Linked DNA regions of Homo sapiens: region 2 is linked to region 1. The links are chromatin contacts, found by Hi-C in ENCODE. All regions are on one chromosome and are shown on one strand. The core of a region is the stretch at or near the end of the contact, and the rest is flanking DNA. Distances in the headings are between cores, read along the strand shown. Region 1 holds the start of DYNLRB2 (dynein light chain roadblock-type 2). Region 2 holds the start of MAFTRR (MAF transcriptional regulator RNA).

Evidence for each region. Hi-C counts contacts between places; a loop is a spot of excess contacts on that map. Pooled maps may share reads with other maps.
Region 2: a loop to region 1 is called in a map of CD4-positive, alpha-beta T cell, with 5 times the contacts of the local background. The contact joins the promoter of MAFTRR here to the promoter of DYNLRB2 in region 1. A Hi-C loop is called at or near these places in 2 of 168 maps with a recorded cell type or tissue (CD4-positive, alpha-beta T cell and heart right ventricle) and 9 of 50 pooled maps.

The regions. Positions count from the first base shown.
Region 1 is chr16:80,539,148-80,542,447 of GRCh38, forward strand. It overlaps DYNLRB2 (dynein light chain roadblock-type 2), which reads left to right and starts at 1,846. Exons shown (of 4, transcript NM_130897.3): 1 at 1,846-1,932. The coding sequence starts at 1,930. All of the region lies in intron 1 of DYNLRB2-AS1 (DYNLRB2 antisense RNA 1), which reads right to left. RefSeq lists an enhancer at 1,897-1,986.
Region 2 is chr16:79,768,750-79,772,049 of GRCh38, forward strand. It overlaps MAFTRR (MAF transcriptional regulator RNA), which reads right to left and starts at 1,783. Exons shown (of 6, transcript NR_104663.1): 1 at 1,698-1,783; 2 at 404-473. LINC01229 (long intergenic non-protein coding RNA 1229) reads left to right here and starts at 1,722. Exons shown (of 4, transcript NR_104660.1): 1 at 1,722-1,778. RefSeq lists an enhancer at 1,823-1,872 and silencers at 1,870-2,068, 1,993-2,042.

The sequences.
Region 1 (3,300 bases), core at 596-3,095:
GAAACAAGGAAATTCACACTCCATGCATATGCAGTTGGTTCCTTCATTAAAGCTGATTGACATATCAGACATGGTGCACTGTCACTGATTTTTGTAAGAAAAACAAACGGCTACACAATCAAGTGGAATCTCCTTGATCAGAAACACCCAGAGAACCCAAGAATCACTCTTCATTCAACTCAGCCAGTATTTCTGTAAAGACCTATTATTTGTATTACTGCAAAATGGTAGCTATAGTCAATCAGGTAAGAGCCAGATCTGTACACACATGCATGCATACACACACAAGCACACAAATGCACACGCACACGCACACACCAGACTCAGACTCCTTCCCCACAGCTATAGCAGTCCTTTCCAAAGCAACTTTGTTGGAGTACCAGGTGTTGAGAGTCAAGCGGGATTCTTTGGCTAGTAATAGTGAACTGGCTGAGATATACAGATTTCTTGGAGGGAAAAAAAGGAGAGAACTACAGTGATCAGAATCACCCACACCTCAACAAAAATTAGAGCAGAACTACAGTTTCTCAGAGTATTTCTGTAGTTAATATAATAAAATGACAGATGTGGAGTTGAAATGGATCATCGAGTCCAAGCCTGCCAATGAGTTCAAAACTGTCCCAGAGCACCCCTAACATGGACCATTCAGAATCCAGTTGACATTCCTAGCACGATGTATGCCTTGTTCAGTGTGAGACTACTTTCTGGAAATGGATGCACAAACAGAATCGGTATTACAGGAAGTTGTTATGGCATGATCCCTATGAAGATGCATTCCCAACTTACAGCTTGTATTTTGTAATCAATATTTGTCCTCCTCTAACCTCAGGAAGTCATAACACGACTCCAGCCATAAAATTTTCCTGCTGTGCTTCGTCGTACAATAGTGGCTCTTTTCCTCCTAGGCTATAAGGATATTATCAATGTCCCTCAAAAGGTCAAGTGACTTCTGATCATTCCTAACTGATCTTTAACGTGTTTCCTCCAACAGTTCCTTAAACACCCAATGGAATGCTCTTCTATGGCAACGTATAGAACCTCCGGAACTACCATTTGCAATTTTTTAGTAACTCAGAACTGTTGATTTTTAAAATGGCAAAAATACAGATCCTAATGGATACTGACAACTAACAGAAATACTGACAAGTAGCAACTCTTCAATGGAGTTGAGAACAGGAAGAGGGTGCTATAACTAGGTGAGAACATAAAATGTGCAACTGTGCTTACTCTACTGATCTTAGAGTAGACAGATAGAAAGTAATTTTTTTAAGTACATAAGGTTGTACTATTTGATGCTCTGATATATTTTTCTTCAATATAAAAACTACTGGGAGGCGAGCGAACAGTATCTGCCCTGAACAGGGCAGTACTAATGGACGGTCACAGGCAGCTAAGACTATCACCAAACCCCTAGAGCAGCCCAACCCCGAAGTCAGATGGTCCTGTCCCCTCCTTACTTGCTCCAGGGCAAGTATCACACGTGGACATTACTGCTTCCGGTACTGTTTCGTGCATTTTGTTTGGTGCATTTTGTCCGTCTCCCTGGCACCTGGTGGGTGGTGAATCAGCAGTTTTTGAACGAATAAGTGGTTATCACATTAATTCGTGCCTCAATGAATGAATGAATGGACAAACACAGGCCGGGAGCCTGACCCACTTCCCTCTTCCCTCCCGGGACCCACTGCTCCAGGATTGGGCGAACCTCAGGTGAGCGCCTGCTCCCCTCTTCCGCGAACCTTCGCCTACGGCGGCCGGGAGGCATCAGGAGCGCGGTCAGGGCGAAAAAGCCGACTCGCGAGCGCGCAGGCGCAGCCCTGACGCTTCCGTGGGGCCACTTCCTTTTTTGTCTCCTAGCAACGGCGGGTAGCGTTGTTGACATCCCGGGAGGCTGTGCCGCCGGCCTGAGCCCAGAGTTTCGCGGCCTCCGCGATGGTAAATCTGGGGTCTCCGTCCACGCCCCGCCGTTCCAAGCACGCCGACCGTCAAGGACCTTCGCACCCAGCTTCTGGGGCCCACCCAGGCACGGGCGGTCCAGGGGCCGCGGCGGAGGCTGGTGGCTCCAGGATCTTCCTGGAGGGGCGAGAGGGAGACCTTGGAAAGGGGCAAGAAGATGTCTAGATGACTGGAAGCTGTTTTGGGAATTGATTTCGCGGGGATGGTACATAAGGAGGGGTGATGTTGAGAAAGGGAAGAGAGAGATTCAGAGGATGAAGAATGCTCAGGGGAGTGAGAAATCCGGGGAGCCAGGAAAGTTTCCAAAGAGGGGGCGGGAGGCCGAGATGGAGAGGAAAAAAAATCAGACCCTTAGAGAGAAGGAAGAGGTGGGACAGGGAAAGCAAGGGAATGGAAGGGTGAGAAGGGAAGATACTGAGAAAGAAGAAAGGGAAATAAAGAAAAAGGAAAGAAGTGATGGGAGACCCGCCCCCCTCCCCCCCAGAAAAAGAGGTAAGAAAAAAAAAAGTAGAGACTGTGGAAAGCAAAGGGCGTTAAGAGAAGAATGAAACGGGGATTGGAGATGGGGATTAAGAAATTATACTAGGAGCACTTACAAATCATGAGAAGAGAAACAACTGGGTGGAGAAATGGAAAGGCCAGGGAAAGAAAAGAAAGGAGTTTGGGAGATAAGTAAAGGGAGAAAGATAAATAAGGACACAGTGGCTGTAAGAAGCTGTGGACATCGTCTTAAAGATTGCCCAAAATGCAGTGAATTATTGATCCCCTGTTCAACGCTTACGGTTTAGTGTAGTGTTTCTCAAAGTCAGATGCAAACATTCGTTGCTACATAAGATGGCCGAGAAATGCTAAATAAGAGTGAATCACATCGTGAGAAAGTTATTCCTCTTCCATTTTGTTCAACCTTCAGACTACATACAGGAGAAAATTTCTGTTGCTATTAGGTCCTTAATACCACTGTCATTTGGAAATTTCCATTTTTTCATCCGAAGAGCAGGCCTCAGGCTCAGAGCTTTCATTGCAGTAGAATTTAATGATAGGCTCTCTCTTCATTTTGTTCATTTTGTTTGTTTTACAGTTATTTCTATTTATGAGGAATAACGTCAGGTTTCCATTTGTGGTAGTGACATACGATTTCCTCTTAAAATGCATTTATTTAAGCTTTTAGCAGTGAGATAATTTAAAGAACACCTAGATAAATAGTATACATGGCATTCATAATGGCAAGAATCATGAATCTAGTACACAAATGCCTAAAGTCAAGAAAACCTTGGCTCTGATGCTGAAATAGAGAAAATAAGTGCTCCTGCCCATACCAAGTACAAAGGAAAACTATCTTGAAGTAAC
Region 2 (3,300 bases), core at 533-3,032, 770 kb before region 1:
ACAGACACGTTTCCCTTGACTGCCAGGCTCAGAGCAAGGGCGAGGGTGGCACACAGGCATCTGCTAAGCAGAAAAATGTCATGCCAGGGGCTTCTTCACCAGCCAACCCTGTTCCTAGCTGGCAGGCCACTTCCCAGGCAGTTTCCAAACAACAAAACAGAAGGGATTTCATTTCTCACTTCATTTTTTTTTTTTTGGCTTCTGTATTCCCAGTCCCTACATTCTGAATAAACAACCTTTTGTTGTAAATGGATAACTTGTAAGCCATAGGCACTCAGGGAGAGCAAAGAAGCTAGCTAAGGTGTGGGGAGGGGGAGGAAGAATCTGTGCTCCAAGACTGGGCCTGCCTACTGTGTTGTTATGTGTCTGGGCTACATGTGTCTCCATGTCTCCGCGTCCTCACCTGGAAAGAGGGATAATTCTGCATGCCATATTGACAACCACAATGGTGAAGATGAATTAGAAGGAGGCACCTTGAAAAAAAGAAAAAAGGAAACTGTATAAGAAAAAAAGCCCCACACAGTTTTAAATATGCTCAACTTGATAATTCTTCATAAAATTAGAATCACAGTGACTTCCAGTATGCAGCTGAGTTCACGTGAAGTCTGCAGTCACTTGTTAGAGAAATGCTTTTACGGAATTGCTTCACCAAGCAGAGAACTGGCTCTGCTGTCTCACAGATGTGGGAAGTGACCAGCTTTGATCAGAGTAGCCTTGATCCAGTCACTTTCCTCTCTGAGTTGTGGTTCCCACATTAGTTGAGGGGAAGCTGCCGAGGTGGATGTGTGTTGCAGGATGAAGATAAGATGTTCCCCAAACACACAGAACATGGGTCTTTTCTACTCATTCCAGGATTATTGAGGAAGATCCACCTAAGATGCAAGTGTTAAATACAGTGATGGGGCAGGATGGGCCAAGGGTGATAAACATGCTCATTCTGAGAATTGGTAGTTATGCATAGGACTGCATAAGGCTGGCATAGCCCTGGCGATGTAGGTTCTACTGAGACCTATCCCCAGATGGGGGCCATAACCACATGGGCAGTTGTACAGCCATGCAACCACACCAGTAAGTGGATAGAACCAAGAGCTCCAAAGTTACACAGACAGTTTCCAGTCCTGCTTCTGCCTCCCCTGCTCAGTGCCTCTGTTTACCCATGGGCACACCAAGCTCTAAATAGGATTAAGCATGGCAACTACTCAACACAGTATCTGGTAGAAACCCCTCAGAAACGATAGTATTATTAACAATATTATTACTAACCCTAAGTACCTGGGGCTGCATATATCTCAGCTCTCTTTTCCTCCTGGGCAATTTCCATTTTCTAAACCGAGGTCCTGCTTTTTCAGCAAGGAAACTGTGCTAAATGCTCCCGCATCAGCGTGTGTGTGTGTGTCTCTCTCTAGGGGCTGGGGGCTCAAGTGTTGAAGTTGGTTCAGCGTGTGTGTGTGTTTGTGCACGTGTATGGGTGTGTGTAAGGGCTGGGGGCTCAAGCATTGGCGGTAGCTCAGCGTGTGTGCGTGTGTGCGTGTGTTCAAGGGCTGGGGGCTCAATTGTGAGAGGTGGCCCAGGGGCCGGTTAGAGACTGGGAAGGACGACAGAGGCAAGACACGCAGCGAGTGCTCTCGCGAGAGTTCACCGAGTTGATAAAATTATTAAAACACAAAATACACATTTGCGTGAGGGGGAAAAAATACCCGCTTGTCCGTCCTGTCCCTTCAGGCTGCGCAACGCTGGAGGGCGATGGGAGCTCCACACAGGTGGGACGAGCCTAGCAGGTAAACCTTCCACCGGCCCGAGCTCCGCGACGCCGCGCCCCCAGCCCCGCCCCGCCTTAAAAAAAAAAAAAAAAAAGAAGAAGAGAAAGAGCCGCCGGGAGAAGCGCGGACGCCGCCGCTTCCCGGGCTCCAGCCGCGGCCCAGAAGAGGAGGAGCCCAGACGCCCTTCGCGCGCCATTGGTCCATCCGCCTAGCAACAGCCGCGGCCGGACCAATGGGAGCCGCGAAGCGGCCGGCCCCGCTCCAGAAACTTGGCTGCGGAGAAGTTCGCTGTCCCAGCCAGGAAAACAAACCAAGAGACCCTTCACACCCCAGCCCTAAGTTTTCTTTCTTACCCTGCCTACCCTCCCCCTTTCCCTTTGCAACTTGTCACCATTCCCAGCTCATGCATGCTTTAGTCGCCAAATTCTGACGCGGACGGAGGGCCTTTTCAGAAGGTCATCTCTTCCCACCCAAAGGAGAAGTCTCATTAGAGGCAAAAGAACGGACAGGTTGAAAACGATTTGTCAGGTTTCCGAATCTCTCTTGGTCTTCAATTACAATAGCCTCACTTTTAATATATAGTGTGTTTTTGTTTGAACTGATCTGCAAGATCTGTGCCCAAAATGAAGGGCAATTTGGAACATTTATTATGTACCGGGCTTTGACCTCGAATTTTGTTTGCTTTCTATGCCTTATTGCATTTAATCCTCTAATTAATTGTAATTCGGAGAGTGGGTTGCCCTGTCTCCATTTAATAGATGGGAAATTGAAGTTCAAAATGGTGAGTGGAAGTGTCAGAGAAATTCTGTTAGTACATGGTTACACAGGATTCAAACCCAAGCCAGTCTGATTCCCAAGACACTCTGGTTTCATGATGCCAGGAACCTCTGCAAGCACTTTTCAGAAATGGCCATAAAGAAATTCTCTGACCTACCTTGTGGGTTGTAGGTCCTGCCCCATACTGGAGAGGAAGACGTGCTACATAGAGAAGCTAAGAAAAATTTGAACAGACAGGCCGTGCTGGGTTTTCTGCCTCAGTCTCTTGCTATTAGATCAGACTCTTCTTTGTCTAACCCTATTTCTACCTGGCTATCCATGCTTCATCAAACTTAAGCCCGGGTAAAAACAGATACCCGGGGTATCTATTTTTATCTGGGACTTGCGGTCTTCATTTTGAGGGCTCCCATGTCACATAAAACTATGATTGAATAGCTTTGTTATGGCTTTTCTCCTGTTAATTTCTTGTCAATTCATTCAGCAGACTTAGATTAGAGCCTTCAGAGGGAAAGTTTGAACTTTCCTAAAGAAATGGTGTATATTGCAAAAATCGAATCCAGACTCTCTCTATGTGTTATCCTCAAACCCCAGCTTGCTTTGTGGGTGTGTGACCAGCCCAAATGCACAGATTCTGTACTTAGAAGGTCTTACACTTGGTTTACTGCTCTGCTGTTGCTGTTTTGAAGTTATTAATACGATTTGAAGAAGAGGTCCCGTGTTTTCATTTTGCACTGGGTCTGCAAATTATGTAGCCGCCCCTATG